Linked DNA regions of Homo sapiens: regions 1 and 3 are each linked to region 2. The links are chromatin contacts, found by Hi-C or POLR2A ChIA-PET in ENCODE. All regions are on one chromosome and are shown on one strand. The core of a region is the stretch at or near the end of the contact, and the rest is flanking DNA. Distances in the headings are between cores, read along the strand shown. Region 1 holds the start of RGCC (regulator of cell cycle). Region 2 has its middle 47 kb from the start of LINC02341. Region 3 overlaps DNAJC15 (DnaJ heat shock protein family (Hsp40) member C15).

Region 1 (3,034 bases), core at 372-2,871, 920 kb after region 2:
TGTTGTTGACAAAGTTGTTCAGGACAAAGAGACCCTGGGGTAGTCTCCATTGTGAGAAAGATCACCAGGAACCACCTTCATGCCCATGTGCTCTCTGGCTCCCCCTCCAGCCTGGTGGAGGACCTGGCTGAAAAATACTTGAACTCAGCAGTGCCAAAGATTTTCATAACTGCATGCAATGGAGCAACAAGTCTGAGAGCTAAGGGCCAGAAGACAATGCAAGCAGTTATTTCATAAATCCCAAGAACAGCAGTTTGGGCTTATGAAACCTTTCCTGGTTTCATGAATATTTCCGTTCTGCGCCCTCCCATGTCCCCACTGTGCCCCCTCATTCCACTGGCACTTGTTCCACATCTGCAAAGTTACAGCTGAGAGGGGAGAGGCACGGAAAGGAGAAGAGGAGGGAAACTGCGGAAAGGCCTGGTGCAGGTCCAGGGAGTCCTGTCTGGCTGAGTCGGGACAAGCTGCTTAAACTCGCCTGCCTGGTGACACACCCGTGGGCGGCAAGTGAACCAACCTGCCCTCCAGCGACCTTTCCCGTGATTATCGTCAGGGGCCCCGCCACCACTCGGCCTACTGCGTTGAGCTTCAGGAAACCATTCCTCAGTTTACTGATAAGAAAACTGAGGCCGCAGCCTTCGCGGGGCAGGTCCTGGGAGCTGGGAGATCCCGGCGCCATCCTAGCGGGGGCCGCACTTACTCTCCGAGTCGCTGAAGCCGCTGCTGTCGCTGACACTGGCGCTGCTGCGCCGCTTCATGCGCTCCAGGTGCTCCTCGTAGTGGAAGTGGCGCTCGTGGAAGGGCGACGCGAAGTCGGCCAGCACCGCGTCAAACTCGCACAGCGCGTCCGACAGGTCCTCCGCGGCCGCCGAGTCCAGGGCCGGGGCTGCGGGCAGGGCCAGGGGCTCAGTGCACGGAAGTCAGGGGGGCAGCGGGACCACCTCCCAGGGCCAGGAGGGGCCGCCACGGTTCCCGAAGATAACTGACACTTGGCGCCTCTGCCAAGTGACAGCCACGCAGTCGCTGTTACCTTGTAATCTTCTCCACCACCCCCGAAGTGCGTTCTATTACCAAGTCCGTTTTACAGACAAGAAAACTGAGCCTTCGCCAGGCCCAGGGTCACCCAGCGACTTGGCGCGGCCAGATTCCTCCCCAGGCGCTGCCGGTTACCTGTCCCCGCCGCTCCCCCCAACCCCGGGCGCGCGCGGAGCTGGTGGTGGAGGGAAGGTGGGACATGGGGGCCAGCCCGGGCCGGAAAGGAGGCTGCAGCCGCCCGCGCGGGAAGACCGGGGACAGGTTCCCGCCGGGGAGGATGGAAGGGTGGGGGGTGTGAAGGGACGACACGGGGCCCCTCCTTTCTCACCCGCCATCTGCAGAGCCGAGACTTTAAGGGGACCCCGGACCCCGCACTCACCTGCGGCCGCGGCGGCCGCGGGGCTGCCCTGCGCCGCGGGCGGCTTCATGAGGCGGCTCAGCTGGGCCCGGCGCGCGTGGCCTTGGGTCCTGCGAGGTGGCAGCCGGGGCTATTCGGGGGCTTGCTGTCCCGCACACTTCAGCCCTGCCAGTCCCTTCGGCGCTGCGCTCCAGCCGCGCCGCTCCCAGCACGGTCCGCGCCCGCCCTACCACCGGCTCGGGTTCCTAGATCTTATAGCCTTCGGCGGCCGGAGCGGAGGCGGGGCCGGGGCGGGGCTGCGGAGCCGGGGCGACGGGTCTGTCCCCGCCGCCCTCCGAGGAGGCCCCTGCCCCCAGGCACCGCCCTCGCCACGCGCCCGCCCTGGAACCGCGGTGACGAGGAGTCGCCGAAGCCCCGGTTACAGCCCCAAATATTTACCCGCCTCTCGCCCCCGCGCCCTGACAACCCGGCCCACGCGGTGTCCTCGGCGTCACCAGAGCTGACTGCTGGGCGCGAGCTCTGCTGCTTCCCGCCGCGTGCCAGGCACCTCCGCGAGCCGCAGCTTCCTCGGCTGTGAAGTGGACGTGGGCATGCAGAGCCTCCCTGGCTGGCGGTGAGGGACGAAGGAGCCCGCGGCCGTGTCCCAGTCGGGTGTCGGGGACGCGGAGGTCCCCTACGCATTGTCCCAAGGGGACTTCCGAGATGGTGGGCGGGCGGAGTGGAGAGGGTCGGGGCGAGAGGGGCAGGAGTTGGGGGAGTCCTGAACTGTTCCCACCGCGGAGCGCGGGGGCCTGAACTACGGTCCAGGGCGCTCCCGCCAGCCTGACTTTATCTAGAAGGGGTTTATTATGGGAAGAAACTACTGCGTCGACGCAGCGCGAACAGGGCGCCTTGCAGTGTCCACGGAGTAACGAGCCACCCTGCCCCGCGGCCTGCGGGGGCGAACGCCCTGGACTGTGCGCTGAGCTAGGCGCTAGCCTCTCGCCTCTCACCACAGACGGCTAATTAAATGTAGAGCAATTAACATGTAACGGAGTGAAACATTCAGCCTCCACTCCCAGCTAGTTTTTGTATTTTTAGCAGAGACGGGGTTTGTCCATGTTGGCCAGGCTGGTCTCGAACTCCCGACCTCAGGTGATCTGCCCACCTCAGCCTCCCAAAGTGCTGGGATTACAGGCGTGAGCCACCGCACCCAGCCAGGATTTGTTTTCAGAATATAGAAAGACCCATCTACAAAGTAATCACAAATAGACAACCTGGTAAAAATTAAAAATGAGCAAAACATTGAAACATACACCTCACAAAGGAGTATATGTTAATGACCACTAATCATATGAATAGTCCTCCTCTCTTGTCTACTCTGGGTGGCCTAGGGATATGCTTGTCTTGTGGAGGCACAAGCACTGTGGGCTCAAGAGTGGGGAGCCTCTTTCCCTGTTAAGGGGAGGACACCACTGGGATCTCTGGTGCCATCTCCTGCAATGGATCCTCTGATGTGGGGTCGAACAGAACTTCAGGAGTTGATTTCCCTGGGTGAGTGGAGCGGGATCCTTCCTTAGCTATCTGTCCCTTTGCTACTAGTATTGCTGCTGCATGCCCTCAGCCACTGTGGGGGTTCTAGCACCAGCTGTCACCAAGTGT
Region 2 (3,296 bases), core at 475-2,974:
TTTTATTCCTTGGACCATCTCATAAAAAAAGCACCATTTATATACATAATAGATGCTCAGTAAATATTTAAAACCCATTTCTTAAACTGCAGGATATATGAAGACCTCTTTGTCTTCCTCTATTTCAGGGTTTCAGCCTTATTGACATTTTGGACTGAATAGTTCTTTGTTGTAGAGGACTGTCCTGCATGTTGTAAGACATTTAGCAGCTTCCTGGGACCTCCCACTAGACACCAGTGGTACAAACCCCCTTCCCATTGTTGTGAAAACCAAAAATGTCTCCAGACATTGTCAAACCTCCCCTGAGATTCAAGCCACTCCTGGTGGAGGACTGATCTATTGTAGCCATTTCTTTTTCTCCTCTTCTTGGATATTCTGTTTCAAGTATTATACAAATCTGGAGATTCCTTAGAGATATGTATTATGAATCCTGAGCATCATCAGGGTAACAAGAAATAAGGCCAAATTTATTGGGGGAGGGTGGCTGGTGCACCTCTGATTATGATTTGGTAGGGCTATTTTGTCAAATCTGGCCTGTAGAAAGAAGTCTCTATAGTAGGACAAGACCAAAGAAAAGACTAAAAATGTCAAGACGGTGGTTTCTGCTGAGTCAGAAGCCCAGGCCTCTCTTCCCAAGATTTCACCTCCTGGACACTGGTCACTAGCTAGGATCAACACAGGCAAGGAGTTATTTCTATCTCCAGTAGGATTGACTATTTTAAATGATTTGCGGATTCAGCCATTTCATAGCAAACAAATCCCACATCACAAAAACCACCAGGGAAATTGCCACTAATGAGTATGCTTGTTAACGACCTTAGTAAAGAAGGCAAGAAGGCAGTGGCTGAAACGGCTGGGCCCCAGAACTGTGGTCTCCCCTCTGAAGCTGGCCTCACACCCTGAGGCTGAGGTTAGTGTGAGAAGACAGTGTGACCTCTCACTTCCTACGCACCTCCCTCCTGGAGAACCATCTCAGGACCTCAGGATTGGCCTCTGGATCTCACCAACTAGTGCCCATGACTTTCATGGGTGTAAAAATAAAATTATGGTGGTAAAGCTCATGGGGTCATCCCATCTACTAAGAATCTGAAAGACTGATGGGTCATGCTTTGTGGCCCAAAACCACAATCTAGTCTGATGGTTCCATTGCCTCTGCCATCTGATATGATATCACACGGAGGGAAGAGGCAGAGCCTAGGAATAAGGCAGCCTGGAGCCAGATTATGGAGGGCTCCATGCCAAAAATACTAAATATAGATTATTTCTGGACTCATAAACTTCCCATGCCAAGAAGTCATTTTCTCTGATGTTTGTGGGGGAAGCATGGACATGGTATTGAAGACACCAGTGATTTAGTTAAATCACAGGAAACTCCTATAATCCCTGTGCTACTAGAATTCCCAGCAATACGTTTATGTAAGTAACTATAACATGAGATAATAAAAAGCTACCTAGAGAGAAGAAGAAGAAGCCCAAAACTCTTCAAGTCTCTTTAGAAGCAAAGGAAGTACTTTTCTGATGCAAAGCTTCGTAGCAGATATAGTAACACTTTCCGTTTCCACTTTCTGAATTACTCATCTCACTATTTACCATCCCAGAGTTACCAAGGGTAACAGTGAGACAAAAATGTACCCCCACTGGGACTAAAAAGGAAGTCTGGGTTGTATTTCACACCTGCTCCCTCTCCTTCAGCTCTGCATTGGGTGACAGATGCAAAACTCCTTCAGATTTGACTAAAGGTAACCCACACTCCTGGAGTTTGAGTGAATACCCACAAGCCACAGGCTAAATATGTCAGAGGGAGTTTTATAGGGGTTCCCACAGCTTCCCCATTTCCTTCCAGCTAAGTAACATGGTGCCCAGGGTTCTTTTGGTGCAGTGCAGCTTGGAGATTTGATATACGCAAAGGGGTGCATCTGTTTCCAGAAGGGCATAGTTAGCTGCCATTGGCCATCATGCTCGACACAAACTACTCCGCGTTCACATCATCACAATTTACATTATCTTCTATATCATTTTCTGTGACACATTAAATTCCCCATGCAAAAGCCATTTTCCTATCTCTTTCCTTTGCTAGAAAAAGAAGTCAATAATGACCACATTGCTTAGTGCTTACAATAGTTTTATTGCTTTTGTACTAGGTTATGATAGACACTGCACAGACATTTTAATTCCATTTAACAAAAATAAAACAGAAATACAACTTTCAAAATGAAATTGAGTACTGGCTAGGCACAGTGACTCACGTGTGTAATCCCAACTCTTTGGGAGGTCAAGAGCAGGGAGTTCAAAACCGGCTTGGGCAACATAGTAAGACCCAATTTCTACAAAAATAGAAAATTAGCTTGGCATGGTGGCATGCTCCTACAGTCCTAGCTACTCAGGAGACTAAGGCAGGAGGATTCATTGAGCACAGATGTTCGAGGCTGCAGTGAGCAAGGATGGGACGTACTGTATTCCAGCCTGGGCAACAGAGCTAGACCCTGTCTCAAGAAAGAAAGACAAAGGGGGTGGGGGGAGGAAGGAAGGAGGGGAAGGAAGGAAAAAAGGAAGGAGGGAAGGAAGGGAGGGAGGGAGGGAACCAAGTACCAGTGCTGAGGACATGTAATATACTAAAAGAGCCTATAATGTGAATTTGAACTTTGTCTGCCACCTTGAAAAAGAGTAATAGAGAAGTCTTTTTTTTTTTTTTAACATATGCTGTGTCTCACAAGCCCTTCATCCAATGGGAAAACAGCAAGTGTGGAAAATTTAGAACACATCTAGTATTAGGGCATAGCCCAAGTTGCTGTAGCAAAGTTACACAAAACACAGTGCCTCAAGCAGAATGGAAAAATATTTCCTTTTAACAGAGGAGCACATAGGTTGTGGGTAAGGCAAGGCCAAGAAGCTGACTCTGCTCCATGAGGTCCTCCAGGGACCCAGGATCATCTTCTGTTTTTAAAAAAAATTAAATCTAATTTCTATAGAGCCAAATACACTTTTCCAAGTGTTTCCACTTGTTGCCCTAGCAACATTCCCTAGAATGTTGCTCTTATCTGCAGCACCTCCTCTTTATTCTGCCCCAAAGGAAGGGTAAAAGAGAGTACAGAGCAATCAGTTTCTTTTTAAAGGGTATTAGCAAGAAGTTGCAACTCACATCCCATTGGCCAGAATTTAATCACATATCTAGCTTAAGTTACCCCAGGAAAAGGAGTTTGTGTGCCCAATTAGAACTTGGAAGATTATAATACAAAAAGGATAAAGGGGGAAATGAATACGATTACTATATGCCACAACATCAAAATCTTTACAAA
Region 3 (3,127 bases), core at 26-2,525, 670 kb before region 2:
GTTCAGCTCGATTAGGGCACTTAGCCGTGCAGTAACAAAGGCGAGCCTTTAGCCTGATCAGGTGCGGCAATGTGCACCTCACTGGATCAGAAACGCAGTGGACACCCTGCTGGATCCAGAGGGGTGTAAGTCAGCGGCAGGTCTGCGACGGCAGCAAACAGCAGCGGTGGACAGCGAGCAAAAGCTCAGCTCGAACCGTAACAAACACGGACCAGAAGAGTGTGCAGTTGCAAGATTTAATAGAATGAAAACAGAGCTCCCGTACAATGTGAGAGGACCCAAAGGGGGTTGCCCACTCTCTGCTCCAATGCCTGGGTTTATATCCCAATCACTGCCCCTCCCCCTGTGCTCTCAGGCGATATATGATTTGACTATTTCTTTACCTCCTGCTTTTAGCTTAATTTGTATTTTAGTGAGCCCTCTTTACTACCTGATTGGTTGGGCGTGAGCTGAGTTACAAGCCCTGTGTTTAAAGGTAGGTGCGGTCACCTTCCCCAGTTAGGCTTAGGAATTCTTAGTCGGCCTAGGAAGTCCAACTAGTCCTGTCTCTCACCACCACCGAGATGTCTCTTGTAGCTCATATTTTATGTGTACCATACTGGTGACCGAAATTATGTTTTGAAATGGGAAAATATAATGGACAATGCTAGTTAAACTTAATTAAAAATCTAACATATGGTCATGCTTCAAAATATCCTGGACCAGGTAAATATATTCAAAAGTCTCACGGAAGACAAAGAAAATAAAGTTAGGACCTTATGTCTGGTAAATTTCCTTACAAAAAAAAAAAAATGAAGATAATCCACAGGTTATGTGGAAAACATGAAAGAATAACTAATTTGTTAAACAAACATTAAGGAAAATAAACTCCCAATAAAAAGGTTAGGTAATTTAGCAAACAGGCACTTGAAGGCTATTTCCCATCTCTGACTGGTTCATTAATTAATTCAATAAATACTCAGTATTTACTATGTGCCAGTCATGATTTTAAGCCCTAGGGATATATCAGACAAAATCCCTATCCTCATGAAGGTACATTTTAGCAAGAGAGACAGACAACAAACAATTTTAACAGGAAAAATATATAATTATTTTACGCAGTGATTTGTGCTATGGAAAAAAATTAAGCAGATAAAGAAGTAGGTATGTGTTTGTATGGTGAGAGTGAGGGAAGAGAGAGACCCTCTCACATTGTTTTATATTTTATACTCAGTACCTGTTTTAAGAAAAAAACAAGGAAGTGAAATCAAAGACAGGCAGCCTGGCCCCAGGCCCAAAACCACGCCCGAGCCTGCATGGCCTAAACCTAGTAGTTAAAAATCAACTCATGACTTAGAACCCGATGTTACCCATAGATTTCAGGCATTGTATGGAAGAACATTGTGAAACTCCCTGCTCTGTTCTGTTTCACTCTGACTACCAGTGCATGAAACCCCGTCACATATCCCCTAGATTGCTCAATCAATCACAACCCTTTCATATAAAATCTTTAGTGTTGTGTGCCCGTAAAAGGGACGGAAATTGTGCACTCGGGGAGCTTGGATTTTAAGACAGTAGCTTGCCGATGCTCCCAGCTGAATAAAGCCCTTCCTTCTACAACTCGATGTCTGAGAGGTTTTGCCTGCGGCTTGTCCTGCTACAAGAGCAACAAATTTAAAGTGAGTAGGGCAAGCTTCACTGAAAAAAATGACTTTTGGAAAAAAATTAAAGCAAGAAAAAGGATTCCTTAGATTTTGGACTAGCAATGGGAACAAGTGTAAAGTCCCTAAAGCACAGGTGTGCCCAGTGTGCCTAACGAATAGCCAGAAGGCCAGTGTGCATACAGCAGGAAGAGAAAGAGAAAAAAATAGGCAACAAGGTCGAACAGGTCACAAGGGGAGCAGATCATGCTGGGCCTTATATGGTCAACATAAAGACTAGCTTTTCTCCGAGTGATACAGTACATCATTGTTTTGAGCAGAGGCCTAAGATTATTTCAATTAAAATTCTAAGGATCATTCTACTTGTCATGTTGAGAATAGATTGTAGAGGATGAAAAGCAGAGGCATGGGGATGAGTTGTAAGTCTATTAAAATAATCCATGAAAGAGATAATGGTCACTTGGGCTACAGCGATTAATGATGGAAATGAGGAAAGTGGTGAGATACTAGATAGAGTTCGGAGGTAAGGCCAATAGGATTTGCTGAGACACTGGATATGGAGTCAAGGTTTTGAAATGAGAAAATATAATGGACAATGCTAGTTAAACGTAATTAAGAATCTAACATATGGTCATGCTTCAAAATACCCTGGACCAGGTAAATATATCCAAAAGTCTCTCGGAAGACAAAGAAAATAAAGTCTTTGCAACCAAAAGGAACTAAAAGGACCTTTTAGTTGTCTTGAGCAACTAAAAGGAAAAGAGAAGAGTCAAGGTTATTGTCTTGAACAACTAAAAGAATGACACTAACTGCCTTTTGCTGCAAGGACTGTGAGAGGTCTGTGGCAGAGAAAGGGTATGTCATGAACTCTCTTTTGGACTTACTTTCTAACAATATGCCGTGACGAGTATGATAAAGCCTAAGTGAAACAGTATGAGAATTCCTAACACCTAGAGGGTAAATGGAGAGGTCTCATCTACTAATGGAAAAGAAGAATGAGCCAGATGTTTGGAAAACATTCATTCTTTGTTATCTTGCAGTGAGTTAATTCTCAAGGGTTAATCACAAGCAAATCACTTTCTGCTGAACTCAGTGTTTTATGCTGTCTTACTATTAGGTTCAGTCTCCACAAAGAAAACTCTTTGAATTTAAACAACAGCAAGTGGAAAGGAGAAAAAAAGAGAGGAAACAAGAAAGACTGCTGGCAAATCAATATAATTTGGGTAAAAGAGGTATTATACATGCAGATTAGAATAAGGAGGGGAGGAGAATTTACATTCAAGAAAAAGTGTCAGACACAATAAAATGACAATAACGAGAATTTATAAAATTATCCTGCCCTAAAATCTTCAAGCCAATATAAATTTCAGACTTTCATATCTAAATTGAACCAATCTACATTAAGACACCCTACCTTTACCATTATTGTTCCATTGCCAAAAGCAAATACATTTGAACTTCTCCCAAAACACCAATTCCCACGAAAC

The links. Hi-C counts contacts between places; a loop is a spot of excess contacts on that map. ChIA-PET counts read pairs that join two places held with the same protein, here RNA polymerase II (POLR2A). Pooled maps may share reads with other maps.
Region 1: a map with no recorded cell type shows a loop between it and region 2 (9-fold over the local background). The contact joins the promoter of RGCC here to the enhancer-like site in region 2. A Hi-C loop is called at or near these places in 2 of 37 single-sample maps with no recorded cell type and 8 of 50 pooled maps. POLR2A ChIA-PET finds 5 or more read pairs at or near these places in 1 of 52 experiments (activated T-cell).
Region 3: a loop to region 2 is called in a map with no recorded cell type, with 15 times the contacts of the local background. The contact joins two enhancer-like sites. A Hi-C loop is called at or near these places in 14 of 37 single-sample maps with no recorded cell type and 8 of 50 pooled maps.

What each region holds. Positions count from the first base shown.
Region 1 is chr13:41,456,137-41,459,170 of GRCh38, reverse strand. RGCC (regulator of cell cycle) reads right to left here and starts at 1,621. Exons shown (of 5, transcript NM_014059.3): 1 at 1,415-1,621; 2 at 701-886. The coding sequence starts at 1,463. RefSeq lists enhancers at 579-708, 758-1,435 and a silencer at 1,009-1,848.
Region 2 is chr13:42,376,244-42,379,539 of GRCh38, reverse strand. No RefSeq gene overlaps it. Among named protein-coding and RNA genes, the nearest start is that of LINC02341, 47 kb to the left of the region's middle. RefSeq lists an enhancer at 1,452-1,531. Within about 2 kb of position 1,724, at least 5 of the 41 ENCODE cell types and tissues checked have a DNase peak (open chromatin) inside an H3K27ac peak, as active enhancers do.
Region 3 is chr13:43,043,824-43,046,950 of GRCh38, reverse strand. The region is part of intron 1 of DNAJC15 (DnaJ heat shock protein family (Hsp40) member C15); the gene reads right to left. Among named protein-coding and RNA genes, the nearest start is that of DNAJC15, 22 kb to the right of the region's middle. RefSeq lists enhancers at 127-802, 1,144-1,203, 1,304-1,353. Within about 2 kb of position 1,275, at least 16 of the 41 ENCODE cell types and tissues checked have a DNase peak (open chromatin) inside an H3K27ac peak, as active enhancers do.